2 separate regions of the Homo sapiens genome follow, and region 2 is linked to region 1. Evidence: chromatin loops called from intact Hi-C (ENCODE). Cell type or tissue: Calu3. All regions are shown on one strand. Each heading gives the region's core, and the rest is flanking DNA. Links, peaks and the distances in the headings are about the cores only.

Region 1 (15,553 bases), core at 5,832-10,831:
TACAAAAATTAGCTGGGTGTGGTGGCGTGCACCTGTAGTCCCAGCTACTCAGGAGGCTGAGGCAGGAGAATCGCTTGAACCTGGGAGGCAGAGGTTGCAGTGAGCCGAGATCGTGCCACTGCACTCCAGCCTGGTGACGGAATGAGACTCCATCTCAAAAAAAAAATTAACTAGTTGTCTTGTATTTTATCTGGCAACTCTCCTGGTGATTCCTCTAGATAGTCCTTACCCAAATCTTCTTCAAATACCAGCTTCACCCACAAGAAGGTGTCTTATCACCACAGTGACTTTTGTGTCCCTACAGACCTCTGTGTGCCAAAAGAAAGACAAATATTCTCCTCCTCTAGGACAGGGGACTGGCCTATTTCTAACCAATATTGAGGGGCTACTCTAAAAGTTGGCCTGAAGAGCTGGCTCAGTGAGAGCCCTAGGTCCCCACGAAGTCCATGATGCTCCTAAGTGCTTGCGGCAGCAAGAAGGCAAGGAGAAGCACAGAAGATAGCCCTTACTCACCTGGCAGTTTTGCCCAGGATTAGCAGGTCATAACTAGGCTTGGGAAGCTGACCAGGGTTTCCCATGAACCCCTCCTGTGTTCTCCTGAGCCATTTCTCTTTATTGGGCAGTTCATCTCATACTTCCCAATCCCTTTGAAGCCCCCACTTCTGGAAAAATAACCTGTCTTCACCTGCCCATGAAGTCATGTCTACATCTTTCAAATGAGTCCAAGTCCAGTTAAAGAGGAAAAGACCTCACCCAGTCAATTCTCCCCTAGAACAGAAAGTGAGACATTGTCTGAAGGCACTAGAGTGTTGCACAGAGCACATGTGTGTGAACTTTTTCCTTGTCTTAGGGACAGTCTATTGGGATGACACATTTGGACATCCCCATGAAAGGTGAGGTTGCTGCTGCAGTGAGGAAATGGCCTGCGATGAGGTGAAAATGTGAAGGGGAGGTGCCTTACTGGAGAACCTCATACACAGTAATGGCTGTCATGAAAATGACCCCAATTTTGCCTCTTCTTGCTGGGAACAAGAGGGGAATTTCACATCTCAACATTTTGAAGGGGTATCCTTGGTGCTAGTTTGAGATGCAGGGAATTTCTAACTTTCAGAAAAACCTACAAGTTTGAGTAGATATGACATGAAGACCCAGAAACTGGAAACCACATCTTGGGATCTGGTGATTTGGAGTTTATTTAACAATGATGTTATTTGATAGTGGAAAAATTGGAAACAGTCTGCATGTCCATAATAGAGGATTACTTAAATAAATGAGGTGCCTGTGGATAGAATTCTCTGTTGCCATTAAACATGACATTGAAGGCCAGTTAATGATGTGAAAAGACATTTGATATATAATTAGGTGAAAAGTTACAAAACATGTGCAATAATAATTCACCAAAATGTGGACAGTGATAATCTTTGAGAGGTAGAGTTACCAGTTATATTCTTTTTGCAAGTATTCATCTACTTTTTTTAAACGATGAACATGGGTAGCTTTGTGGAAAGAGAAAAAGTTATTCTCTACATACTAACAATCTTTAAATACTGAAGAACTGTAAGAACCTAGAATTGTGCTTTTAATTCAGATAAAAACCAAGGAACCAAAGATCTATTTAAAATCAAACAACAGCAAGGAAAGTCAGCAGGGCTTCAAACTGTTCCCTACATAATAAACATAATATTAATATTTTATAAATTTGTAGACTCTCCATGAAGCTGATGAGGGCATACGTGAGCTACAAGATATAGAGACCATGCAATGAAAAGCTATTATCTCTTGGCTGGACGCGGTGGCTCACGCCTGTAATCCCAGCACTTTGGGAGGCCGAGGCAGGTGGATCATTTGAGGTCAGGAGTTTGAGACCAGCCTGACCAGCACGGTCTCTACTAAAATACAAAAATTAACTGAGCGTGGTGGTGGGTGCTTATAATCTCAGCTTCTTGGGAGGCTGAAGCAGGAGAATTGCTTGAGCCTAGGAGGCGGGAGGTTGCAGAGAACCAAGATTGTGCCACTACACTCCAGCCTGAGCGACAGTGAGACTCACTCTCAAAAAAAAGTAAAAATTAAAAAAAAAAATTACAAAAAAAAAAGCTATTATCTCCAGAACATTTTCTCACTCTGTGCCACACTTCAGGCTAATCTTCTAACAACCCCCATGAAGTAGGATTGTAACCAGACTTAGCTGTCAAAATCAAGGTCTTTTTTCTATGTAATTATCAGAAAAGAAAAGCTTTAAAAGCATGAAAAATGTGTGCACTTTCTTTAGTTGTTATGAGGGAAGAGAGTTAACCCAGATCTACAGTCACATGTACTAGAACCAATGCCAACAAGAATCCAAAGAAAAGTTGAGTTTGCTCAACCAGTGGATTATTTGTAGAAGAGCCAGTGGGCTAGCCAAATAAACCAGATTGGTTTTTTTAATGTTATAATGGGTTGCTTGACTTAAGTTTCCACCCCCTTCCATTCCCTATTCCCGTCCTGCACCCTCCTCCCTACCCAAGAGCAGGAGAATTCGGTGGGTATCTAATAAATGCAGTCTACACATTAGGGCAGGGATTCCATGCTCACAACCAGGTGTTTCTCCACATGACAAACAACCTTTTGATGTTTGGGGTTTTCTACATTTTCCCTGAACTGAACTGATATTCCGTCTCATTGAATTAAGTCAAGCCTGTTTGGATACCTTGTCCTTGAACAATAAGGCAAAATAGAAATATACTGATCCATGATGGCTGGGGTCTGCGAGCTCCCTTCTCCATTACCTAGACAAAAGTCGTGCAATCTTGACCTCTAAATCTAAAGGTATTTACCACCGAGACCATCAAATGTGCTATATGTGAGACTTTTATCTAGTGAAACGATCCCAGCCCAGATCTCACTAGCAATGCAGCAGCGAGGTCTATTTAGAAAGAACATAAACAAGCCAAAGACATGAATGAGGAAGCCGGTGCCTTCCCCACACAGGACTCCTTCACATTAATCCGGGAGAGGGTATGTTTCAGGAGCCCAGCTTCAAGGGAGTAAGAAAACCCGAGGCTTCATTCCATAATTCTTACTCGCTGCTAAAGCCATGAGGCCAGGATGTGTGTTTAAAGCCTCTTTAATTCAAAGACCTGTTATCTTTACTTGACCTTATTTCCTGTCATTGGCGAGAATCAAGCTGCTTCTATTCCCCCTAATAGCCATATAGTATAACCCTTGCTGGGAACAACCGCTGTGTGTACCTTCTTTTGTGGCAGGCCGCAATCTTGGGAAGTAATGTGTCTGTTTTGAAAAGAGTCATTTACAGCCTGCTGTTTGACCTAAGGGATCCAGGAGCCCACCCTTTTCTGGCCTCATACACTGTATTTCCTTCCTGGGTTTTTCGCAGGTTTAATGCAGCACAGGTGGTGGTATGTTTCCAAACCAGGTGTCTGAGGCTAAAGACATCCACTAAAATATTTGGGTTTTTTTTTTTTCTTTTTGACTTGGAATTTTAGCACTGTGAGCTACTGAGACTTGGTAATGGCATGACTTGATTTTTTTTTTTAATTGCATTTTGGACTATCCTTTTCACAGTTTTTCCTCCCTGCAGTTTAACATTCCCTAGAGATGCTATAAAATCCCTATGGTTTACTTACTAACACTTTTCAATATAGTGTTGAGGCCACACACACAAGCTGACCACTCGCCAGTTGATTAGAGGTAGGGCCAGGACTGCAACAAGCTGACCAGGCCACAGAAGGGCAGGATGCAGGGAAACGCCTGGGCAGGTGGGCGGCTGCAGACAGGGCAGGACCTGACACTGACAAAGAAACAGATTCAGAATGGTTAAGTAATTTGCCCAAAGTCACACAGCTCCTAAGTGGTAGAGCTGGGTTCAAACCCACACTCTTTAACCACTGATAATACCATACCATTTGGGGGTAAATACATCTGTGCACCCAAAATATTTTAACACAGGCAATCCAGACATGTCAATGATGGAAAGTTGTTACAGATGGTCACTGACATGACCCTACAAAGGATTCCTCACTTGGCCTAATTTCATTAAAGTTCCGACTTTTCCATAAAATCTACTCTCATACCCTATTCTGTGAGACAAGTCTACTACAGAAACAAGTTTCTCATGGCTGACAATGATCTTTTGATAGAAAGTACTGGAATTGGTTCTACACCCGTTTCTCTCACTCATTAGCTTGAGAACCTTGGCAAAGTCATTTAGCTTCTCTGAGGGAAATAGGATGACCACATGTTCCAGGTTGCCCAGAACAGTTTACTAGTTTACATGTGTTCATTCCACTGTAAGGGTTAATGGCGCCCCTTTTTACTCTCTAAACTATTCTGGTCTGGATAAGTTATATGGTCACTCTAAGTAGAGTGTTCATCTTTTGAGACTATTTCCCATTCTTTTGATATCAGCACCTCAATGTTTCTTGAGGAATCCTCCTGCCCCATATGGCTTAGGCAGCTGAAGATGGCCAATTAAGTTTCCGAATTCCCCCAGCCATGGTAACTGTTTCAGAGATGAGCACATGATCTACACCTGGCCAGTGAAGGTGGGCGTGCAGGACTTTTATAGGAACTACCAAGGAAGAGGCCCTCTCTTTCCAGTGAGGTTGTTGGGCTGTGGGATGTAAGCCTGGGGCTGGTTGTTGGCCATGACATGAGGAACGTCTGCCAGAGAAGAAAGCCGTGCAGACCGTGGAGGAATGGAGAAGGGGAAAGGACCAGCATGATGGTACTGCTTGAACTCATGGCCAGAAGCCGGTTATATGGAGGGACTTCCTAGTTAAATGTACTAATAACTTCTCTGTTATGCACAAACAAGTTTGAATTGGGTTCTGTCACTTGCAACTGAAGGAGGGCTGTCTAAAAAGGGAGATTGGAATAGAGTATTTCAGCTCTGGCATGTCATACCTCCATTGAAAGATAAATTAACACACACAGAGAAACGTACATAGAGCTCCAACCCCACTGGGGAAACTGAGGCATTACTCACCCAGGTCCTTCATGGTTTGGTGATGCTTAGAAGAACATCAGACGTTATCTAATCCAGTGGTTTTGACTGGTCCATGGAGACCTAGGTTCTAGAGAAGTGTCTCAGTGACTGCCCTAGAGGGTGAGACGTGAACGTGAAAGTTAGGGTCAGAGAGTGAGAGCAGGCAGGACCTAATGGCTCTCCCCTATTTCACCCAGGGAAGCTCGCCTGTTAGCTGTTTTATATATTAGGATTCAGGGCAAGAGTTCATGCAGGGGACGTAAAGGTTCCATTGCTCAAAGAAGATTGGAAAAACACTCATTTAGTCAATACCTAGGATTTTAAGAAGAGGACTCCAAAGCCCAGAGGTAGTAAGGGACACCCCTTCCCTCAAGGTCATACATAGTTGACTTGAGAGGGAAAACCTGAAACCTGTCTGGTTCTCTTTGACATCACAATGTCTTCTTTGGTACAATTTTTTTTTTTTTTTTTTTTGAAATGGAGTTTCACTCTTGTTGCCTAGGCTGGAGTGCAATGGCGCCATCTTGGCTCACTGCAACCTCCGCCTCCCAGGTTCAAGTGATTCTCCTGCCTCAGCCTCCCAAGTATCTGGGATTAGAGGTGCACACTACCACACCCGGCTAATTTTTTGTATTTTTAGTAGAGACAGGTTTTCACCATGTTGGCTGATCTCAAACTCTTGACCTCAGGTGATCCACCCACCTCGGCCTTCCAAAGTGCTGGGATTACAGGCGTCAGCCACTGCGCCCGGTGAATTTTTTTTAAAAAAAAGCTTTTACTTAATGGTATTATGAGGACAAATAGAGTTATATTTATATCATAAGCAATACATATTTATATACTATATAAAATAATACAAATAAAATTTTGTATCTGTTTCCTTGCTTGGTGTCTGTGTCCCTCCTTAGCTCTAAGCCTCAGGTGCTACCACCTTAAACACAATGGGAGCACAACAAAAATGTGTTTAAAAAAGTAAGAAAATAACTAAGTCACAGAGGAGCATGCGAAGCAGGACCCGGGGATGAAATCATCAAAATCCAGACTGCAGAAAATGCTCAGGACAAACATGCTTCCTCAACAAATCTCAAGGGAAAAAAAAAAAAAGAATAAATCTGCAGATTAAGAGAGATCTGAGGAATAGATGAACCATATGCAATATGGGATCTGAGTCAAACCAAAGGTTAAACTTAGAGATAATCAGGGAAGTTTCAAAGACTATCTGGATGTTGGATAATATTGTCGTTGTTTTAAGGGTAATAGTGATATCGTGGTTGTGTTTAGAATAAAAGAGTCTTCATCTTTTAGAAATACACACTGAAATATTAAGGGCTGATGGCTGAAATGATGTGATCTTGCAAATTTTGTGCAAATAACCTGGGGGTGAAAAGGGAGGTGGGAAGCAGAGTTGAAAGATTGACCTAAAGTTGATCCTTGTTGAAGTTGGAGAGAGTCTATATGGAAATTCATTGTACTACTTTGCTACTTGCAATTTTCTATAATAAAAATTTAGAAGGAATAAAGGGAGGCAAGGAAAGGAGAGAAAGGAAAAGAAGGAAGGCCCCTTTTTTCTTTTCTTTTCTTTTCTTTTTTTTTTTTGAGACAGAGTTACGCTCTTGTTGCCCAGGCTGGGGTGCAATGGCACGATCTCGGCTCACTGCAACCTCCGCCTCCCGGGTTCAAGTGATTCTCCTGACTCAGCCTCCTGAGTAGCTGGGATTACAGGTATGCACCACCATGCCCAGCTGATTTTGTATTTTTAGTAGAGATGGGTTTTCTCCATGTTGGTCAGGCTGGTCTCAAACTCCTGACCTCAGGTGATCCACCTGCCTCGGCCTCCCAAAGTGCTGGGAGCCATCGCACCTGGCCGGAAGACCCTTTCTTTGGAGCCAGACTTGGATTCCCATCTTGGCTCTTCCATTTACCAGCTGTAAGGATCAAGGCGTAGCTGGACAAGCCGCAGACAAAATCCCTCAGACACCAAGTTAAAGAAGGAAGGGCTTTATTCGGCCGGGAGCTTCAGCAAGACTCAGGTCTCCAAAAATGGAGCTCCCCGAGTGAGTAATTCCTGTCCCTTTTAAGGGCTTGCAACTCTAAGGGGGTCCGCGTGAGAGGGTCATGATCGATTGAGCAAGCAGGGGATACGTGACTGGGGGCTGCATGCACCGGTAATCAGAACAGAACAGAACAGAACAGGACAGGGATTTTCACAATGCTTTTCCATACAATGTCTGGAATCTATAGATAACATAACCGGTTAGGTCAGGGGTTGATCTTTAACTAGGCCCAGGGTGCGGCGCCGGGCTGACTGCCTGTGGATTTCATTTCTGCCTTTAATTTTTACTTCTTCTTTCTTTGGAGGCAGAAACTGGGCATAAGACAATATGAGGGGTAGTCTCCTCCCTTAAAGGTTACTATTTATCTTCAGTTTCCTTCACTGCAATGGTACTAAAAATACTACTTGTCTCCTAGAGAGGTTGTGAGAATCAAATGAAGTCATATACGCAAAGTGTGTCTGGTAAATTGTATGCAATAAAGGGTAACTGTTATTGTTAAGATCAAATGTTAAACATACTGCCCTCATATCCAAGTAAAATTGGTGCCAGAAAAATTACACTTTAGGCCAGGCGCAGTGGCTCTCGCATGTAATCCCAGTGCTTTGGGAGGCCCAGGCAGGTGGATCACATGAGCTCAGGAGTTCAAGACCAGCCTGAGCAACATGGCAAAACCTTGTCTCTAAAAAAAATACAAAAACTAGCCAGGTATGGTGGTGCATGCATGTAGTCCCAGCTACTTGGGAGGGTGAAGCATGAAAATCACTTGCACTCAGGAGGTGGAGGTCGCAGTGAGCTGAAATAGCACCACTGAACTCCAGCCTGGGTGATAGAGCCAGACCTTGTCTCAAAAACACAAAATTACACTTTAATAAAAATAATAACTAAGATTGTGGAGTGCTGTTTTACCTGTAATAACTGTCCTCCTCTCCTCCCTATTCATTGATTTTTTTCCATCCTCATACTCAAAGTGAAACCTCTTTAAACAAAACTTAAAAATTTTAGTAAATGGTAACATAATAAATGACAAAAACTAATAAAAATAATTTTTTAAATAAAGCTAAATAAGTTTATCTCATCTTATATGACCAAATTTGGAAAATAATGGTAAATGTGCTCTAATTCTTAGAACAAGCAATAAATGAATTAGTTTCAGGGGTTTTGGTGCAATTTTCTGCCAACATTACATGACAGTACAATAGCAATACCTTCACTTCAGGTTTTATTCTATAGCATGATCATAAAAATAGTCATTTTCACAAAAATATTACAAGATATCACCCATTTCCTGAAGCCTTTCCTATTCAAGTCATTCTGTTTTGAAGCATCCTGCTGCCATTCTTTTCTTCAATTGGTAGTGGACTAATTTAGTGATATCCACATTTTCAATAGCTTTTTCAGAAACCATAGGACTTTTCCAACATCACCCTTTAGAATGTTTCATGAAATCCTGTATTCTTGCATGATTTTTTTGATGTGTTGTTAGCTTGGAAAAATGTCGATGTTAAGTCAGGTGGAAGGAAACAGAGCTATTCAAAGGTGTACTAATTTTATAACGTGTTAGTTATTCAGGAATTCTGCATCCCTAAGCAACCTACCAATTGTTGGAACTGGAATACAAGGCACAACCAAGCTGTATTGTGCCAGTGCTGCCCCCTGGTGACAGATATGAAGAACTGGTCCTCCCTTCACTTCTTTCTCCTGGAGAGGCTCCCCACCCAGGCTGTGTTCTCCCTTTTTTCCTGCCACCACTTCCCCTTCTATAACCAGAACCAGGATTTGTCTTTCATATGAAACCTCTGACTATTTTCTTTCTTTTCTTTTGCTCACAAACCTCTGAAAACTCTTCCTCTTACCTGCCTCCAACTTCACTCTCCATCTAGGTCGCAAAAACAACCTCAACAGAAGCTGATGAACATCAGGCTAGCTCCAGGAGTTCGCCTGTCTGTGTCACAGAACAGAAAAGCCATATGTTCAAAGTGAAGTTAGAATGAAAAGCATTGCTATCAACCTGGGGGGTCCTGGAAGGTGCCCAGAAGTTCTCTTCAGAACTCTGTGCCTCTTTCTTAACCTTTAAGAAAAACTTTCTCAAATACCAGCATTCATAATCAGTCACAAACAATTTCTTTGTTAATCTTTTTATTGCTGCTCTGACAGGGAAGAAACCTTTGTCCAGGTCATAGGGGTGGCCCTCCTAAGAGACTGTGCTGGAACTGTTGGGGCCCTCTTAAATGAAGGCAGCCATCTTTCCCCCCTCCAGATTGCTTCTTGGCATCCCAGTCTGCTGTGCTCTCCAGACTGCAGAGGACCCAGCGCTTACTGGCCTCCCACTCATATCCATGTTGGTTTCTCCCATCATTTGTCCTTCTCTCCTTCCTATTCATTGACTTTTCCACTCCCCAGCATAGCTGCGTCCTGGATTCAAGTTCTGGCAATACCATTTACTAGGTGTGTGTGATCACGGCATGCCACCCTTCTAGGCCTGATGTAGTTTGAATGTGTGTCCCCACCAAATCTCATGTTGTATTGTAATCCCCAATGTTGGAAGTGGGGCCTGGTGGGAGGTGTTTGGATGATGGGGGAAATCCCTCATGAATGGCTTGGGCCATCCCCTTGGTGATAGTGAGCTTTTGCTCTGAGTTCACATGAGATCTGGTCATTTAAAAGTGTATGCCATCTGCCCCCACTCTCTCTCTCGCTCCTGCTCTTGCCATATGACATGACTATTCCCCCTTCACCTTCTGCCACGATTGAGAGCTCTCTGAGGCTTCACGAGAAGCCAAGCAGATGTCAGCACCATGCTTCCTGTAAAGCCTGCAGGGCCATGAGCCCATTAAACCTCTTTTCTTTATAAATTACCCAGTCTTGGGTATTTCTTTATAGCAATGCAAGAGCGACCTAATACAAGGCTTCAGTGTTCCCATCTTTAAAATGAGAATAGCAACAGTACCAACTTCATAAGGTCACAGTGAGGGTTAAATACATTAAGAAAGAACAGGGGTGTGTGTTTGGTGGTGGAGGGGGCAGTGGTACTTGTGGTACTTAGCATCATGACTGGCACAGAGCTAGCACTCAATAAATGTTAGCCCTTGCTTTTTTAGTTCCTTTGTGTCTTACACCTAGGCTATCATGAACTTGCCAACGAACCCCGGGGGAATACTCCTTCCTTGGCTCTTCATGTGCCAGACTCATTTTCACTATTGCCAGAAGATGTGTTAAGGTAGCAGCAGAGAAGGCATGAACAGCACAGCCTTTGTGGGGGTAAGGAAACTGCAGGATTTTTCCTAAAGAAGATTTACTTTTCTTCTTCCCTATTTTCCAAGACTTGACAACCCCTTAGGTTCAGGAACTAGCAGAAGCAGTTTCACCTTGGAACACACTTTTATTTGTTACTTAAAGTAAAGGTAGACTTTTAAATTTCTTCCTTTGTTTATAAATAGGACATGATTATTGAAGAGAATTTAGAAAACCACAGAAAGTTTAAAGATGAAAAAAATCACCTGACTTCCTCCTTTCAGAGATAACCACTGATAACATTTCACAATCTCTTTTGCACACGTATATCTCTATGCTTGTTAAAAATAGACTCCTGGCTGGGCGTTGTGGCTCATGCTTGTAATCCCAGCACTTTAGGAGGCTCAGGCAGGTGGATTACTTGAGGTCAGGAATTCGAGACCAGCCTGACCAACATGGTGAAACCCCGTCTGTACTAAAAATACAAAATTAGCCAGGCATGGTGGCATGTACCTGTAGTCCCAACTACTTGGAAGGCTGAGGCAGGAGGATCACTTGAACCCAGGAGATGGAGGTTGCAGTGAGCCAAGATCATACCGTTGCACTCCGGCCTGGGCAACAGAGCAAGACTCTGTTTAAAAGAAAAAAAAAAAAAGATTTCTACCATTCTTCAGTTTTTGTTATACTTTCATGCTTTGCTTTATCACTTAACTTATATAGTGAACATTTCCCAGCATTCAATATTCATAAAAAATGACTGTACCGTAATTCATCATGTAAACGCACCATAAGTACTATATATTCTTCTATCATGTCTAATTTAAACAACCCTGGAATGAACACTTTATCAGAAATCTGTTGTCTTCAATTCTGAGTACTTCTTCAGTATTAATTTCTGGAGGGGGATTGCTGGGGTTAGAATGGATTACCCCACTTAATACTCTTTATACGTACTGCAAAACTTTTGCAGAAAGGTTGTACCAATTTACAATCCCATCGGCAAAGTCTGAGGGACCTAAAAGGCCCACCTCTAGTCTCTTGTCCTGGAGACACAGCCCATCAGCTTCTGAGTGGAGGTTGTGAAGGGCTGCTCACCAGAGCATTCAAGAGGGATTCACACTGCTTCCTGTTGCTTATTTTCAAGAGAACTTCAGGTGTATTAAAGAGGTGTCATACTTCAAATGACTCCTGTGATCTGACACTGCATTAAATTTCTCCACCGTTTTTTGTTTTTAAAGACAGGGTCTCGCTCCATCACCCAGGCCGGAGGGCAGTGGTGTAATCATAGCTCACTGTAACCTTGAACTCTTGGGTTCAAGTGATCCTGCCACCTTAGCCTCCTGAGTAGCTGGGACTACAGGCACGTGCCACCACACACAGCTAATTTTTTATTTTTTATAGAGATGGCATCTCACTATACTGACCAGGCTGGTCTCAAACTTCTGGACTCAAGTGATCCTCCCACCTCAGCCTCCCAAAGTGCTGGGATTACAGGCTTGAGCAACCGTACCCAGCCTCCACCCTCTTTTTAGTGAAACCCCCAAGGCCCTAGCACTAAAAGTGGTCGGCATGTGGAACAGCCTGAAACCCACCATCACTACCTCATTATTAGCTAACGCAGCCCCTCATGTGTTACCTGCAAACATTAATCACAAAAGTAGTTGCTTTTTACTCATTTATTTCTCATCTGTGTTCCTCACTATAATATATGTTCCACAAGGGACCACATTGTCTTATTCATCACTGTAAGCCCAGCACCTGGCCCTCTGCCCAGTATAGAGCAGATGCTCCATCAATATTTGTCGAATAATCAAATGATTCGTCTTTGTCCCTCAAAAAGCTACCTATATCACATGTGCCCCCAAGTTTACAAGAGTTTGGGGCTCACTGCAACCTCCGCCTTCCAGGTTCAAGCGATTCTCCCACCTCAGCCTCCCAAGTAGCTAGGACTACAGGCACGTGCCACCACATGCAGCTGATTTTTGTATTTTTAGTAGAGACAGGGTTTCACCATCTCTACATTACATCAGATGTAAATGTTTAATAGTAACTTAAGATATGGCCAGTTATTATATTGCCAAGCAGGATGTAAGTTTCACAGCTGGCATAGTCATTTTGTCAACAAAATCCACTGTTACTCACAATCTTCCCTATTTAGGAAGTCACTGCGAGGAGACCCCCAGCATGAGGCAATAGCTTCACAGCCATTCACTGGAGCATGTCACTGGGTTGGAGTTTGGGGCCAGCTTAGAACTCACATATTGGCCAAAGTAACACCTCTGGGATTCCAATTCTAGAGGAATATTTTAACCTGTCCAGTTGGAACCAGTTGAACTGTTCACACCCCTGTGTGGCCAGTGCAAGCTATTGAGAGAATGGATCACTGTCACTTTAAGTTTGAAGTGCCCAAATTAAATATATTTTCATGAGGGATGAGTGTATTTTCATGATGTACGTACAGTGTAGGCACCAAACTACCCAGGCTTGACTCTCAGCCTCTCTCTTACTAGTTATATGACTCTGGGTAAATTCGTTAAGCTTGCTGTGCCTCAGTTTCCTCATCTGGAAAACAGGCATACTAACCTTGTCTACCTCATATTGTTTTCAGAAGGATTCATGGACTAATACATGTAAAACACTTACATTGGTCCTCGCACAGAGGAAGGACAAATGAATATTCACCATGGTCATTACTGCTGTCCCCTGGCCATCATCCTTCCTCATGATATCACCTTCAACCCCTCCGTCCCCGGCCCTGCTCTTGCTCCTGCTCTTCCTTCTCACCTCTCAGACTGTGGTCATTCAACAATAAAGACCTATTGGACCAGCTGGATGCCAGAGACTGTGCTAAGTGCAAAGGACACAGTTTGCCCCTTCTTCTTAGAGTCCAGTACACGAAACAGACAAGAAGTCAGGCAGTTTCAAGGCAGTACGCTAAGAGCTAGGGTGTTGGTAGGCGTGGCCTGCCATGGGGACATCTGCCCCCCATGTGGCCAGAGAGGTCTTCCTGAACAGAGAAACCTGGCAGGTGAGCAGAAATGAGACAGCTGAGGGGGTGAAGAAGAGAATTCCAGAAAGAGGGAAGAGTACACAGAGGGGCCTGGAGGCAGCTCTAGACCAGCTCAGGGAATTCAAAAGAGCTCATTCTGACTGGAAAAGGAGTGAGGGAAGGTGGACGGCGTGGGGAGTTCTGAGGGGTGATGATGTTGAGCCCAGCAAGGCCAGATTATTAAGGAGTCTGAGGCCTTAACACAATCTCCCAGGTCTCCCTGTTCCAATGGGGAACACCCAAAGGATGTTGAATAGGGGAGTGATATGATTGTTTTTCCATTTCAAAACCGTTCTGGCTGCAATCTGCAGACTACATCACATGGGGTTAAGAATGGAGCCATGGAGACCAGTCAGGAGGCGTTGGATCTAGGCAGGATGGTGGCCTGATCCAGGATGTCAGCGGGAACTGGGGATGGAGAAGAACAGACAGGTCCGTGAGCTATTAGGAGGAGATGTGAGGCTGACTTGATGATGGACTAGATAGTGAGCAGTGGAGCCCTGACCCTGTCCCAGGTCCTGAGCTCTGGCACTTGGATCCTGTGATGCCACCAAGCCTGTCTTCCTATCTGCAGCCTCACCTGCCCCCAAATGCCTCTTGCCTGGCAGCCTGGCATTCTGCTTCCTTGAATACAATCCTAAACTGGTCCCCTCTGATCCCACCAGGATTGCTCATCATTGGCTTGGGCACCTCTATGCTCACCTGGGAACACAGTGGCTCCCCACCTCCCTTTTCATTCAAACACCTGACCCACCCATTGCTCCCTCCACCTGGATGTGTCTTCCCTGCTCTTCAGGACCTAGATCCTTCTCATCCTCTGCTGAACAATCGCCTCCTCAAAGCAGGCTTCCCTGGGCTCCCCCACTATGCTCTTCCTTGGAACACTGACGATTTGTCTGTGTTTGTGGAGTTTCTGCAGTTTCTGCCTGTCCCCTGCATCCCCCATAACATATACCCTTTGAATGTCAGTCCAGCAGGACACTGCTGCCTTGCTTTCCGTCGTCTCCCAGGCATCTAGTGCTATGCCTGACATGCGCTGCTGCTCCACACATCATTGTGGAATGAGTAATGAGTGAAGGAAGCACACTGTGTCCCCGACCATCAGTCAGAGCAGCTCCTTTCATAGTCCAACCTTGCCTGCCTCTCAAGCTTCATCTCCAACCTCACCCCTACACACATACACTGTGCGCACACACACACACACACACACACACACACACACATGCTTCAGGCTCTATGACGCCAATCTGCCTACAATTCCCCACTGCCAAACCTTTGCACACATGGGTTCCCTCACAGCCCTCCCATCAACCCAGTCCACCCCTATGGATCCTCCAAACCCCAGCTCAGACATGACCTTTCAGGAAGCCTTTCCTCACCAACCATCACAACTAAGTTACTCTCGTCTCTCCCTCCGCTCCCTCTGTACCCCATCATTATTGCACCTGGAGGTCACCATGAATTTGAACTCTCTGCACGTGTCTCCTAGTAGACTTGAGAGTAGATCCAATCTTTCGACTCTGGAACCACAGACCCCTCAGGGCTTCTGGGAGAATCATGCACTGTTACCAGGGTTACATTGCCCCCTCCTCTCTCTTCAGAAAGACCTGCCCACCCTCTCAAGGCCCTCATGCCAGCAGCTTTCTGCTCTCAGACACAGAGCTGACTGATTTCTCCAGCCTTGCCCTTGTCCTTCTACAGCCAGGTACAAGAGGCAAATTACAATTCTGCTTCCTCCCCTTTCATCCCCAATATTTTCTTTTTTTTTTTTTTTTTCTTTTCAAGATGGAGTCTCACTCTGTCACCCAGTCTGGAGTGCAATGGCGTGGTCTCGGCTCACTGCAACCTCCACCTCCCAGGTTTGAGCGATTCTCCTGCTTCAGCCTCCCGAGTAGCTCAGACTATAGGTGCATGCCACCACACCCGGCTAATTTTTGTATTTTTAGTAGAGATGAGGTTTCACTATGTTGGCCAGGCTGGTCTTGAACTCCTGACCTCGTGATCTGCCCACCTCAGCCTCCCAAAGTGCTGGGATTATAGGCGTGAGCCACCATGCCCAGCATCATCCCCAATATTTTCATAGAAATAAAAGTAAATGCAGGCCTGGCACAGTGCCTCATGCCTGTAATCCCAGCATTTTGGGAGACCAAGGTGGGTAGATCATTTGAGGTCAAGAATTTGAGACCAGCCTGGCCAACATGGTGAAACCTCATCTCTACTAAAAATACAAAAATT
Region 2 (15,553 bases), core at 5,341-10,340, 63 kb before region 1:
TGTATGTTTTCTTCTGTATTTTTAATGCACATAGATATAGGTATACAATGTAATAGTTATATATTATACATGTATATCATACGTATTGTCATTCATATAATACATATAAGGGTGTGTGTGTGTGTTTAGTAACACAAAATTGGGATCACACTGAGTAAATTGATTTAAAAGTCAAATACTACTAGGTTTATAATTTTTAAAATAACTCCATCTCTCCCCACTCCCAATTCTTGTTCCCAGAGGTAACTACTTACTGTCTTTTCAACTATTTCTTATATTTTACTCCATTTTTATAAATAACAGCTTATTGTACTTTCATGATTTTTTCATATTATCTATTAACTCTCAACTATGGAGAATGAGGATTTAGGTACTGCCTAATTTCTTAGTAGTAGCTCATTGTGCAAAGCTTGGTAACACCTAATGTTTGCTGAGTACTCATTATATGGCAGGTATATTCTAAGTGCAAATGCAGATTATTTGTCCTTAAACATATTCTTTTCTTCTTGTAGATGAGAAAATGGAAGCCCAGAGACTTAAGTAGTTTGCTCAGAATAACATACACTATCCCCTCAAAATGCATGCAAACACTATAGTGGACATATTTTGAAGTACCTCATCTTATTTATTTATTTATTTATTTATTTATTTATTTATTTATTTTGAGATGGAGTTTTGCTCTTGTTGCCCAGGCTGGAGTGCAATGGTGCGATCTCAGTTCACCACAACCTCTGCCTCCCGGGTTCAAGCAATTCTCCTGCCTCAGCCTCCCGAGTAGCTGGGATTACAGGCATATGCCACCATGCCCGGCTAGAAGTACCTCATTTTACATTGACTCCTTTAACTCCCTCTCATCTACCCATTATGATGAGTTCCCAAAAGCCATCAAAGTCCTTACCCTAGGAATCTGGAATTGGAATGGAGAAAGAGTTAGAATTTCAGCCTGTCTGGAATTGTCATGTGTGTGCATTTGGGCTCTGTGGGTAACTCTCTGCATTTGCCCCATAGACTAAATATCAGAGAGATCTGGTATGCAGTGAGAATGACACAGAGGTCCAGAGAGAAGCAGAGATCCATGAAACAAGAAGATTTGTGCAGACTTCCCACTTCCCAACTCCAATCCCCCATGAAGCTTGGCTCATTCCTACTGTTTAATGTAGTAGAATGTCCCTGAATCTCAATAACAAGTTGTCTATCTTTGCTTTAAAAGTTCAAGTGTGTTTCTGTTTCTTGCCCCCAAACAAGCTCTAATGATGATATGATCATACATAACAGTCCCAGCTTAAGAACCCCTGCCTTAGGCACAAGAGCAGGCACAGAGTTGATAGGAAATTGGGTATATCCCCATTCACCAAGTTGCAGTATAAGGGATAATTAGATTGGAAAACAGGACCATGAGAAATGGAGAGGAGGGAAACATTTTGCAGCAGCATCGTGTGGACGGATGAGATCTCCATTCAGCGCTTAGTAGGACCAGAAATCCCAGAAGCAGTTACAGATGACTGAGACAAGGCCATGTGGAAATGTAGGATACGAGTATGGTTTGGGAGGTGTCTTGGATTCAAAAAGAGAAATTTGGAGCTGTTGCAGCTCTTGTGATCTAGCTGGTTGGGAAAAATCAGAGAATAACTCTAAGTTTCCATTTCTTGTGAATCTATTGATTCTTCCTTAAAGATCAAGCCGGCTTTGTGCAACCTAATAAAATGAGCTCATTCCTGGTCCAGTCCAAGTCAGGAGCTGCTAGCACTGAAACAACAACCCAAAAAATAATTAGACAATTTTTATCCCTCACTCCTCCCAAGTTCTCCTGACACTCTCCAAATTCCCATTCTGAGAAGGCAACTATTTTATTTATTTATTTATTTATTTATTTATTTATTTATTTATGTCTATATTATTTGTTGCATAGCAAATCACCCCAAGACTTAGTGGCTTAAAACAACTATTTATGATCTCTATAGCTTCTATAGGCCAGAAATTTGGAAGTGGCTCAGCTGGCCAGTTCTGGCTTGGGGTCTCTCATGAGGCTACAGTCAAATGTTGGCTGGGGCTGCAACATCCAAAGGCTGTACGAAGGTTGGAGAATCCAGTTCCAAGGTAGCTCACTCATGTGGTTTGCAAGTTGATGCTGGTTGTCGGCAAGAGGCCTCAGTTCCTCTCCTCACGCACTTCTCCACAGGGCTGCTTGAGTGTCCTTATGCCATGGTAGCTGGCCTTCCCGAGTGTGCATTTCAAATGTTAGAGAGAGCCAGGTGGAAACTGTAACTTTTTAATGACGGGCTTGGAAGCCACATGGCATTACTTCTGCCACATTCTATAACATTCTTTTTTTTTTTTTTTTTTTTTTTTGAGATGGAGTCTCACTCTTGTTGCCCAGGCTGCAGTGCAGTGGCGCGATCTTGGCTTACTGCAACCTTCACCTCCCAGGTTCAAGCAATTCTCTTGCCTCAGCCTCCCAAGTAGCTGGGACTACAGGCGCCCGCCACCACGCCCAGCTAATTTTTGTATTTTTAGTAGAGACGGCGTTTCACCATGTTGGCCAGGCTGGTCTCAAACTCCTGTCCTCAGGTGATCCCCCCACCTTGGCCTCCCAAGGTGTTGGGATTACAGGCGTGAGCCACCGCGCCTGGCCAACATCCTATGTTATAAGTGACTCACCAATGGCCCACATTCAAGGGGAATGGAATTAAACTCTACCTTCTGAAGGAAGGTGTGTCAAAGAATTTGAAGACTTACGTTAAAATCACCACAGTAACCAACATACCTGTTTCCATGGAAATAGAGGGAAAACTATTATGGTTCTTTAACATTTGAATACCTACAATCAGGGAGGGCTAATAGGATTCAGATGGTGTGCCAATTCCCACCTGTTCCAAGTGGCTTCCAGGGGTACTGTACTGCAAAATATTCTGAGGGCAAACCCAAGTTCAGGAAAGAGTAGTGCCATGGTTCATTTGCCATGTCTGGCATCACAAACCCTATACATCCCTACACCAGAGTAGGGAGTGCTGGCACATGAGCAGGTGCTTAGCCCTGTGATTTCTGTGGCAGGTGCTTAGCCCTGTGATAGGGACAAATATGAATAAGACACAGGCCTAGCTCTCCAATTGTTTACAATCTATTTATTGAAGACTATGATGAACATAGTGAGCTACTCACTAAATTCCAGTCCTCCCTTTGTTTCATAGTAATAAAACTATAGCTAGACACATGGGTACCCAGTGGATACATGTCCTAGTTTCCTGTAGAGTTAGCTATGGACATGTGACTAAGTTTTCTCCAAGGTAAGTAGAAGTGATAGATGCCACTTCTGCTCTGGTGCCTCAACACTGGCTACACCTAGGAGATGGTAAAGAAAAAACATGAAAGAACTAACGTCCCTGAATGACTATGTGGACTATAGACACCAGCCAATCTGAAACCTGCTTCCTAAATTTTTACATGAGAGAGAAATACATGTCTCTGTTCTTTAAGCAACTGGTCTTGGAGATCTCCTTCTTGTAGCAATTAATACAACAAAGACAAATGAGACATATAATAAACACTGCAAAGTCTTCATACAGTATAAGATAATCACACAAAAGACATCATAACCTCATGTAAGGACCAAATGAGTCATACTGAATATTGATGGTACAAATTTAATAGCAATAGAACCTAATTGTAAATAGTAACTACTCGTAGAATTGTGAAAGTTAAATGAGATAATATCTGTGAAGTGCTTTGGATAGTGTATAGAATAATGTAAATGCTCAATAAATTTCAGGATGTTGTTCATATAAATTCAGTTATAAACACTGGTGGGGTGTGTTTTGGCACAAAGTGTATATAACAAGAATCAGACATTTTTGTACTTAAACACAATTCTGTCCCGTTATTTCATTTGTTTTCTGGGGCAGGTCTATTCCTTGCCCATTAATCTGTTTATCTGATATGAAACCAGGACGATGTCTGAGGCAAGAAAGCTAATGTACAGCACAGATGTGGCCTTGGTCTCTAAGGAATTCATCGCAGTCGCAGGAGAGATGAGTGAAAGCCTGTTCTTGACATTGAAAAACTAAAACCATGGAAGGAATTTAAAGCATTAGAAGTAAAAGCAGTAATTCTGTGTCTGAGCCAAGGCAGTCTAAGTATTGGGTGTGTATTAACGTTCATGAGCGGAGCTGCTGTATAACCAGTAATTTTTTTCAGGAAGATATGCACTTAGTGGAGAAGCACACAGTGCACAAATATATGATAGCAGAGAGTGCCCCTTCCCTGCTTCTCGAAGATCCCCCAGGAAGAAGACTACAATGCAATTATCAGGAATTATATACTTGGTTCTACCTCAGCATTAGGAAGAAAGGTACCTTTTACCTTGTTCCTTCTGTGTGTTCTTTTGAGGCGGGGGACTCGGACAGTCACTGGACTAATGTGTGAGAAATCGAGAGGAAGGTTGGAGGTCACGGCCGTGGGAAATTAGATGGAATATGTGGTGAGTTCCTCCTCTCACTGAGCTTACAGTCTTATGGGAAAGACAGACGCTCACCCAGGAAAAGACAGAAGGTACAAATTATACGCCCACAGCTAACGAATGGTTAAATCTCACAGCCCGGCCTGAATGTTACAGGAGGCAGAGAAAGGCTCATGCATTGTGAACTAGATTAGACCCATTAAATATCAGAGATGGAAGGCACCAGTGGCTTGGTATTGGTTTTCTTCTTGCAGTTGGTAATAGCTTATTAGTCTAATTCCTGCTTGTATTATATAACAATGTACATTCCAGAGCCAGGTAGAGAAAAAAATTTACCATGGATCATTTTTGGTCTGGCTGATAAGAAAAGGAAGAGGGGCTTATAAGAGAAAGCAAAGAGGAACTTTTGTGTCTCTTCTGGTGCAATCCCTCAAAAAACACCCCCAACCCATCCCACACCTCCACTCCAGCCTTGGGTTGATTCTATTCTAGTTTCTATTCAAAGGGAATCAAATGAACCTATTTAATGTGTCACATGGTGTTCCAATATATTTGTTTTTACTTGTATATACCCTTTCACAGGACTTCTCTCTGGGATTTGAAACTTTCAGTGCTCCCTTCCATTCCAATGATGACTTTGTCTTTTGAAAGTCTAAGAAATATCCCTTCAGCTGGATTTGAGATGTGAGGGAGTCAAGTTGGGGTAAAAAAAAATTTTTTAGCTTAAAAAAATTCTCAGACATTTTTTGCTAAGCCATAAATCAACAGTGGTTGAATTAAAACCGATCAAGCTTGGCTTGGGTTTAGACCTCCATGAGGTCTCTGGCTAAGCTGGAAGGGGAAAAAAATAAGTTAATACTAAAAAAAAAAAAAAAAAAAAAAAAAAAAAAAAAAAAAAACTCCTGTGCATGTCCAGTTGAAAGAGCAAATTCCACTTAATGAGAATTGGCCCTTTTAATCACCACAACAAATGTATCTACATAGCATTTCTTCATGTTGGCCCCAAACCTGGTTTTCTGTTCTTTTCTTTACGCATGGACCAAGACTGATAGAGAAGAAAATGGAACTTGCTTCGAGAATCCAGAGCCCCTCTTTCAGAAACTGTGGCTCACCCAGGGAATTGGTATCTAATCTGTAATATCAACTTCAGTGAGAACATAAATTGGTTAGCTCCTTGGTCTCTGGCTTCAAGGAGCATCTTACAGACAGGGCGTCAAAATGGTCCACTCCCCAAGACAGAGTGTCTGGGCTGGATGCTGGAAGGAGTCTTCATAGCATCCTGGCCCTCTCTCTTTCTCCTCAATGGGTCAAATCTAACAGAAACATCTTTGTTTATAAGGCCAAAAACTAAGAAGAAAGTCATTAGAAAGTCACCTGTGATTTTTCAGAGGCGGCGTCTGCATAGAACCATGGTCTCGACTGTTTTGATTGCAAATCTTTTGGGCATTTCTCTGAAAAACAACATAAAAGAGATTTCCAGAGCCATTGAATTTTTGAGGATACGTATTACTTCCCAGGCACTACAAGCATTTGATTCTGTGGGTCCCCAATGTTGGAACTTGTACAACTTATGTAATGTAATCATTTTATAATTGCATGTGGGTTTTATTCATGGTTTCTTTCTTTCTATTTTTTTGTAATTTTATTATCCATGTTTAATGTTTGGGAACATATCTCAAAAGTAGCCCCACCCCTACCCCGACCTCAAGTTCTAACCATCAGTTGATCTGCCTTGCTTTATTTTTGGTTAACATAATGAGCAAAACAGTACTTTCATGGACTATTTGGACTATTTAAGTCCTGGAAAGCTAAAACTCAGAGAGATATCTTGCAAATGTTTATATAATACAGAAAAATATCTGTTAGGCTTAAAAATCTCTAGTTAATTCACTTATCAAACATAACTGTAATAACATCACATAAAGAAAATGAAAAAGTTAAAGTACCAAGAAGATATACTAGGTCTCTGACCTTGACTGTGAACTTATTGCTTTGGCTCGTTTAAGCAGAATTTCAAATGGAGAGGTCCTTAAAAGCACGTTAACACTATTTTTTATTTATTTATTTTTTTTGTGAGACGGAGTTTCACTCTTGTTGCCCAGGTGGAGTGCAATGGCGCAATCTTGGCTTACCACAACCTCCACCTCCTGGAATCAAGTGATTCTCCTGCCTCAGCCTCCAGAGTAGCTGGGATTATAGGCACATGCCACAATGCCCGGCTAATTATTTTTATTTTTAGGACAGACAGGGTTTCTCCATGTTGGTCAGGCTGGTCTCGAACTCCTGACCTCAGGTGATTCGCCTGCCTCGGCCTCCCAAAGTGTTGAGATTACAGGCATGAGCCACCATGCCCGGCCACATTAACACTATTTAGCTGCCTATAAGGTGGCTAAAAATCACAATGTCTTTGATGTACTTGCTAATTCTTTCTAGGTTCTCAGGCATCAAATCTCTGCTAACTTTCTTTTTCTGAAACAGCCTCAACAAGTCCAGAAGCAACCCTCTCTTACTCTTTTTTTTGCTGTATCTTCTCTATCCTTTGTAGCATAAGCCTATGTCCTTTTACTTCTGTAGTTTCCAATTCTCTTCCTCTACATATGTAAATGCACAGTGAATTATCATTAGGGAGAAAAAAAGCAACCAGATATGGTTTACATACATTAAATTACATACATTAAATCCACCAATTCACAAATTAAATCTATTTCAAAAATATGTTATTGGGGACTTAACATGCTTTATTTTTCCCACAGAGACTGTGTTACGCATGATATATACAGTCTACATGGCTCACAGAAGTATGTTTGTTTTTATTATCAAGCTGACATAATATTAGTTGTCCTCTAGTTTCCCATTATTACTTTGAGTTACTCCTGGAACTCCAAATTCCAACGAGAAATCCAGACACAGGAATTACATCTTTCCCAGCGCAACCCCAGAAACTAGAAGAGAACTTCCCCTCCTCAAATGCTACATCTAATACGTCAGTAGCAAAAAGAAATGTTTCTATCTGTTCTTCTTCCCCCATACCAGTTCAGAGCCAAACTAGGAAGCATTAGAGCATTGTGAATAAGAGCTGAACATGATTTCTAGCTCTGCTACACACTACCAGTGGGAGCTTCAGGAAGTTATGAAATCTCTCTGAACTTCAGTTTCTTCCCGTCTAAATGACAATGACAGTACTACTCTCTGCCCTAAAGTAAAGATAAAAATACCCACCCACTGGCTTGTTAGAATTAAATTAGATAATGTATAGAACATCTTTAATGCACTGTAAGTGCCTGATGAATAGCAGCTATGATTTTCAGCCTCCTGATCCTGAGACCATGTGGTGTTGGTGGGGAGAGATCACTTCATCCCTGAGTCAGGTGCCTACCCAGGCCCACCTGTACAGTGAAACCTTTCCCCCAATAACTGCAAGTCAAACATAGGCAGATTTCTTCCAGTTAAAACAAACAAAAAACACTGGTTATGTTTAGCAACAGGGTTTGGTAAGCCACAGCTGCCAAGCCCTGCTGCCAGTCGGGTCCAGCCACAAGCCAAACTGGCAGTAAATGCAGGACCCTTGGCCAGAATGGGGTGCTGGGGGAGAATAGGGGAATGCGACTGGTCAAACCAGTTTGACTTTCTTTAAATGAAAGAAAAATGGTGAGATTGGCACATTTGATGATGGCTGAAAAATAAACATTTAGAGCGTCTTAACCACTCTTCAAATATAGATTCCATTGCTGGGTCTATTTTAAAAATAGTTTCAAGATATTATGCAGGCCAATATTTTCCAATCTGCAGAAAGCAACCCATTAATACAGTATAAAATAAATTTAATGGGTTGCTATTGGCATTTAAAAAAATAATAATTAATTTTATAGAGACAAGGTCTCACTATGTTGCCCAGGCTGGTCTCAAACTCCTGGCCTCAATTGATCCTCCAACAGCAGCCTCTCAAAGTGCTGGGATTACAGGAGTTAGCCACCAGTTCTGGTCGCATTTTTTTAAAGAAATGGAATAGAATAGAAAATAACAGAATGCACCAAAACAAAGTAATGTTGAGTTTTGTTTCATGAAACTGGGTTGAGACATAAAATGAATTTTTATTGTGTGCTGCAGTGAAAAATTTTGAAAGCCACTGATATAGACTGTTTTGCTTATAGTTCTTAGAAAGGACAACTTTGCTAAAATGTTATCTACATTCAGCAAGAACAAGTTTTATTTTTAAAGTTCTTCACAGAATCAAAAGTACTGCCTCTGCTTAAAAAAAAAAAAATTGGGGCACCAACAACTTGAGTTCTTGTCCAGAAAAAACTATAAACTTTCTCTTAGATTCTGAGAGGCTTTGGGATTCAGTTGTCCAGACAGACTATCAAGTCAAACAAAATTGGGATTTACCAGAAAAGTAAAGCAGATGTGGTTATATAAATACTGGTCCAAATGGAGAGGATTAATTGAAATCTCATTGAAAAATGGGAGGAAATGATCCCTATGAATGAGAATGATGGGTGGGGGGGTAAGTGGGACCTTCTTCTAATGGTGTCTGGTACATAATAGGTACTCGATGAATATTTTTGAATAAATGAAAATGATCATGTTACAGGGATAACCAGCCATGACTTTCAGATTGCACTGGGGTGGGGCTGGGGGTGTCCCAACCCACAATTCTTGAGAAGTTTGACTGATAAAATGACATTTAGCAAGAGTGATGAAAAACAATGCTCTGAGTGAATACTTATTCCAGGTATGAGAGAGAGTTAGTACCTGGTGTTTGTTATTCTCTGAATTCCACCCACCCCTGCCCCACCCAATTCATTCTCTACTTTTTGAGGCCCTGTTCTGTATCCTGAGTGGCTGACCTTCACCTCTGGCTTCCAGTTGGGTTTGGTCAGCAGAGATTAGCAGGCTGGAAAAGAAAGAGGTCAAGATATTTCTTCTCTGCTCCTATTCCACTTCAACACCCTGGTTCTCATAGAGGCTGCATCCCTCCAAGACAATGGACGCCACCAGCTCCTTCCTCCATGGCCATCCAGCCCTCTCCAGCAACAATGCTTCCTTTCCTTGTCACTTCAGGCCCAGGTATGGTCATGGATCCCCTCTACTGCTAGTCTTTAGATGCCTCAGTTTCCCTTGGGAATTCCCTCAACACTGATCACTTCTCTATAATTGGTCATTTCACGAAAGTCTCCTAATTTGAACCACCTGAGGCTTATTCTGTTTCCTGGTTGGACCCTGAGAAGTCCGGTATTTAAAGCATACATGAATTAACATTTTTTTAAAATTGAAGAATGGCACCAAACTCATAAGCCAAGAATGTTTCAAAACACCATTTCTTCTATCTATAATAAATAAAAAGCATTTTAAGCTCTTAAAGTGTTGGAGTTGTTGTAAATAGTGTTTGGAAGAGAAGAGTAAGCATTTCGGTGGCTGGGCTTCTGGTTGTTTGGTTTCTGGATAAAGAGAAATATCTTGTGATGTGACATGAGGCTTGGTTAGGCCCATTGGGCTGGTTGTCCAGGAAAGTCCGGGAGTGGGATTACACAGGCCTTTAGGGTGAGAGAATTTCTTAATGGGAGAAATTTGGTGATAACTAGGGAAAGGGGAAGATGAATCTGGCTACCTTTCCCCCAGAGTTTCAGCAAGGAAGGGAAAATAAAAGAACAATCTTCTAGAAGAGTGCAGTGGGCAACGGCAGGGCTGGAAGAAGTTCCTGGAAAGAGGCTGAACGTGGTCTACGCAGAGGATTCACCAGAGCCTTTCACAGTGGTGCTTTCTGCAGTGGTGCTTGCCTCTCAGTCCCTCTCTTTTCTTTTATTCCTTTCCCCTTGGTGATATTGGCATCAGTACCATCTATCCCAGCCACCAGATGAACCCAGTCTCCCTCTTCCAGCAATAGCTTTCCTTTTCCTTTTATTTTCTTTGAGACAGGATCACACTCTGTCACTCAGGCTGGAGTACAGTGGCACTATCAGAGCTCACTGTAAGTGTAAACTCCTGGGCTCAAGCAATCCTCCCTCCTTAGCCTCTTCAGTAGCTGAGACTACAGACACACATCATCATACCTGGCTAATTTTTTTTTTAATTTTTGTAGAGGTGGGGTCTCCCTGTATTGCCCAGGCTGGTCTTGAACTCCTGGGCTCAGGGCATCCTCCCACCTTGGCCTCCCAAAGTGATTGGATTACGGGTGTGAGCCAATGTGCCTGGCCTTCTTTCACTATTATTGGACTTGTAGATTTGAGTATTTTCCAGCATTTTGTTTCTAACCCAGCATATCTAAGGTGATGGAGTGATTGGTACAATCAGAGGCCAGGTATAAACCAAAAATAACCTGGGGTTAGTGAAGGCAGGAAGTCAGAAGTCTGTCCCCAAATGCAAGAGCTCCCTGAGTGCAGGGACCACATCTATCTTGTTCATTGTTGTTCTCCAGTGCAGGGTACATAATAGATGCTCAATAAATATTTACATAGTGCAGGATGTTATCAGAAACCAACTGACAGCTTATTCAAAACATCTTTGGCCTGAGCAATGAACCTAAAGGTGAGGTGGGCAAACTCTAATGAAAAGCATATTTCCTTAAATTTAAGGGACATTGTGACTCTAACATGATATAGTTACATCTTAACTTGAAACACTTCACCAAAAATTAGAGCCTCCACTGAGGAAGTTCCTTGGACCTACAGAGGCTCGGGTGTCCCCTCCTGCCCCTCTTCCCAGATGAAAGGGAGCCCATCTGGCACAGGCTGTAAACCAGATGTGCTGCAGCAACCAGCATAAAGGTCTCCCTGTGCTCACAATTCCTGTCTAGGAAGTCAGAGAACTTTTGGGAAATGCAGAGAAATGGCCAAATTGGTTTGCCATGGAATGTACAAACCCAACTGACCCCATGATTGGATTTCATCCTCTGACCACAAGAGTGCCAGGCAAGGGAAATGACTGAAGTTTTCCCCCATCTAGGGCCCATTAAGACAAACTGATTGACTTTAAACTTTCAGGTTTTAATTTGCCTTCTACCCACATGGCCCCTCGGGAAGGTGGAAATAGCCCTTCCCCCTAAAAACCGGTTTAACTCTTTTTCACTTTGGTTTCTTTGAAGATGGTATTATATGATGGAACTTATTTTAAAATATGTATTATTTTTCTAATTGTAAATGAGGTAACATACTTATTGTAGAAAGTTCTGGAAATCCTAAGAAAATATTTAAAGTAACATTTAAAAAATCAACTGCTATCTTTCCACCCAGAGATAATCTCACAGTTGATGTTTTGGTATACTTCTTATTTGATTTTTTATGTAAATATACCTGGGTGTGGATGTGTATTTTAAAAATCAGGACCAACATTTTTTCTAGCAAAAATTACCCTGTTATAAGAAATTACCTAAAATTTATGAAATTACCCAAAATATTAGGTAAAATACAGGGAAAATTACCTAAAATATAAGAAATTACCTAAAATTTTCTAGCATAAATTAGCCTGCTATAGAAAACCCCACAGTCTTGGCCCAAAAGCTCCTTAAGCTGATAAACAACTTCAGCAAAGTCTCAGGATATAAAATCAATGTGCAAAAATCACTAGCATTCCTATTCACCAACAACAGTCAAGCCAAGAGCCAAATCAGGAACACAATCCCATTCATAATTGCCACAAAAAGAATAAAATATCTAGGAATACAGCTAATCAGGGAGGTGAAGGAGCTCTACAAGGAGAAATACAAAACACTGCTCAAATAAATCAGAGATGACACAAAGAAATGAAAAAACATTCCATGGCCATGGATAGGAAGCATCAATATTGTTAAAATGGCCATACTGCTCAAAGCAATTTATAGATTCACTGCTATTCCTATTAAACTACCAATGACATTCTTCACAGAACTAGAAAAATCTACTCTAGGCTGGGTGCAGTGGCTCACGCCTGTAATCCCAGCACTTTGAGAGGCCAAGGCACACAGATCATGAGGTCAAGAGATCAAGACCATCCTGGCCAACATGGTGAAACCCCGTCTCTACTACAAATACAAAAATTAGCTGGGTGTGGTGGCATGCACATGTAGTCCCAGTTACTTGAGAAGCTAAGGCAGGAGAATGACTTGAACCCAGGAGGCAGAGGTTGCAGTGAGCTGAGATCATGCCACTGCACTCCAGCCTGGCAATAGAGCAAGACTCCATCTCAAGAAAGAAAAAAAAAGAAAGAAAGAAAGAAAAGAAAAGAAAAAAGAAAAAACTACTCTAAAATTCATATGGAACCAAAAAAAGCCTGAATAGCCAAGGCAATCCTAAGCAAGAAGAAGAAAGCTGGAAGCATCATGCTACCTGACTTCAAACTATACTACAGGGCTATAGTAACTAAAACAGGATGGTACTAGTACAAAAACAGACACATAGACCAATGGAACAGAATAGGGAACCTAGAAGTAAGGCCGCACATCTACAACTATCTGATCTTCGACTAACCTGACAAAAACAAGCAATGGGGAAAGGACCCCCTATTCAATAAATGATGCTGGGATAAATGACTGGCCATATGCAGAAGATTGAAACTGGACCCCTTCCTTACACCATATACAAAGATTAACTCAAGATGAATTAAAGACTTAAATGTAAAACCCAAAATTATAAAAACCCTGGAAGACAACCTAAGTAATACCATTCTGGACATAGGAACAGGCAAAGATTTTATGACAAAGACACCAAAAACAATTGCAACAAAAGCAAAAATTGACAAATGATAGCTAATTAAACTAAAGAGCTTTTGCACAGCAGAAGAAACTATCAACAGAGTTAACACACAACCTACAGAATGCGAGAAAAGTTTTGTAAACTGCATCTGACAAAGGTCTAATATCTAGCATCTATAAGGAACTTAAACAAATTTATAAGAAAAAAAACCCATTAAAAAGCAGGCAGATGACACAGACAGTTTTCAAAAGAAGACATACAAACATCCAAAAAGCATATGAAAAAAAGCTCAACATCACAGATCATTAGAGAAATGCAAATCAAAACCACAATGAGATACCATCTCACACCAGTCAGAATGGCTATTATTAAAACGTCAAAAAATAACAGATGCTGGTGAAGTTGTGGAGAAAAATGAATGCTTATATACTGTTGGTGGGAGTGTAAATTAGTTCAGCCATTGTGGAATATAGTGTGGTGATTCCTCAGAGACCTAAAGACAGAAATACCATTTGACCCAGCAATCACATTAATGGGTACAGACCCAAAGGAATATAAGTTGTTCTACCAAAAAGACATATGCATGTGTATATTTATTGCAGCCCTATTCACAACAGCCAAGACATGGAATCAACCTAAATGCCCATCAATGACAGGCTGGATAAAGAAAATGTGGTACATATACATGGAATACTATGAAGCCATAAAAAAGAATGTGATCATGTCCTTTGCAGGGACATGGATGGAGCTGGAGGCCATTATCCTTAGCAAACCAAGGCAAGAATAGAAAACCAAATACCACATGTTCTCACTTATTGGTGGGAACTGAATGATGAGAACACATGGACACACAGAGGGGAGCAACCCTCTTAGAGGGTTGGGGGTGGGAGGAAGGAGAGGATCAGGAAAAATAACTAGTGGGTACTAGACTTAATACCTGGGTGATGAAATAATCTGTACAACAAACCCCCATGACACAAGTTTACTTATGTAACAAACCTGCACACATACCCCTAAACCTAAAATAAAACTTAAAATAAAAATCAGGACCAAAATTTTTCTAGCATAAATTACCCTGTTATAAGTGAACATCCTAGAACAAACTTTCTCTACATCTGTCTGTATTTCCCCATGCTTCATTTCTAAAAGGGGAATAAAGGAATCAACATTTTTGAGGCTCTTGATACATATTGTCAAATTGTCCTCCAGGAAGATTGTACCAAGTTTTGCTTTACCTGCTGGTTTGATTTTATTTAATTTTTCTTTTCTCTTCTTTCTTTTGAGACAGTCTTAGTCAACAGGCTGGAATGTAGTGGCATGATCTCTGCTCACTGCAACCCCCTCCTCCCAGGTTCAAGCAATTCTCATGCCTCAGCTCTCCCAAGTAGCTGGAATTACAGGTGTGCGCCACCACACCCAGCTAATTTTTGTATTTTTAGTAAAGACAGGGTTTCACTATGTTGGCCAGGCTGGTCTTGAACTCCTGGCCTCAAGTGATCCTCCTGCCTTGGCCTCCAATTTTATTTTTGAAGAAAGTTTGCCTCCTTCCCTCAGAGTGTTTTATGAGTTGAAATTCTAGGGCAAATTCTAGGGCAACCTGTCTGTAACAGGTGAGGGAGTCCTCCGTGCACTTACAGGTGCAGGTGAAGAGGTAGGTTAGACCATCTCAGGAGTGTTTTCCATCCAAATACCTATGATTCCATCCATGAATCAAAGACTGCTCTCAGGAATCCTCGATCTCCAGCCCTCTCATTCATTTAGGTATCCAAGGAGGGTTTTTTTTTTTTGGCACTATTAACATGTATTTTGTTTATTATAAGCTCCAATATTTAAACTGAATCAAATAAACATTCACTGAGGAAAAAGATTTGGTGTTTAGTCTGCAACAATAAAATACCCAGCTTGGAATAGGCAGATAGGACTTCACATATCTCATGAAAGGTCACAGTAAGGTGTATCCTTACTTTGGATGTGTCCAGGTTAGGCAACAAATCCAAATTTCTCAATAAGGTAAACATTTGGTAGCTTTTAGGATGGCTTAGTGTCTGATTTCCCTTTTGACATTTTATGGGGAATTTCCCACCATATGAACCTTGGAACAGTGTTTTCCTTTCTCCCCAAAGCCAAATATTGAATTTCCCAGCATCCTTTGCACTAGGGCAAGGGCATGGGGTCCAAACTGGCAGAAACAGAGTGCCCACCTCAGACACAGAATTGGGAGCTGGCAACTCATGAAGCAAGATAAAGGGAATTATTTCTGCAGCCACAGCAGTAGTAGCAACATCCAGTTTCCAAATGGCTGCAGTGGTGGCATCAGCAGCAGCCCCCCAGGGTCCAGCGCTAGTGGTACTGGTGAACAGTTCTGCAATGTGGATTTGGCTATAGTCTTTAGAGCATTTATTCTAAGCCTGTTCCTGCCCTGTTTTCCAAGCTC

The links. A loop is a pair of places that touch in the nucleus more often than their neighbours do. Peaks named below come from ENCODE experiments on the same cell type or tissue, not always from the same donor. Only the 100,000 strongest peaks of a DNase experiment are listed, where the experiment ranks them.
Region 2: a loop joins it to region 1, with 2.4 times the contacts of the local background. A loop is called at or near these places in 1 of 110 quality-filtered maps.

The regions. Positions count from the first base shown.
Region 1 is chr10:93,119,785-93,135,337 of GRCh38, reverse strand. No RefSeq gene overlaps it. Among named protein-coding and RNA genes, the nearest start is that of CYP26A1, 54 kb to the right of the region's middle. RefSeq lists enhancers at 11,264-11,323, 11,414-11,483. In Calu3, for the core only: a CTCF peak has its summit at 8,676 (motif pointing left); a DNase peak (open chromatin) is centred at 7,247.
Region 2 is chr10:93,182,577-93,198,129 of GRCh38, reverse strand. No RefSeq gene overlaps it. Among named protein-coding and RNA genes, the nearest start is that of CYP26A1, 120 kb to the right of the region's middle. In Calu3, for the core only: no CTCF peak of the experiment used is centred there; a DNase peak (open chromatin) is centred at 7,999.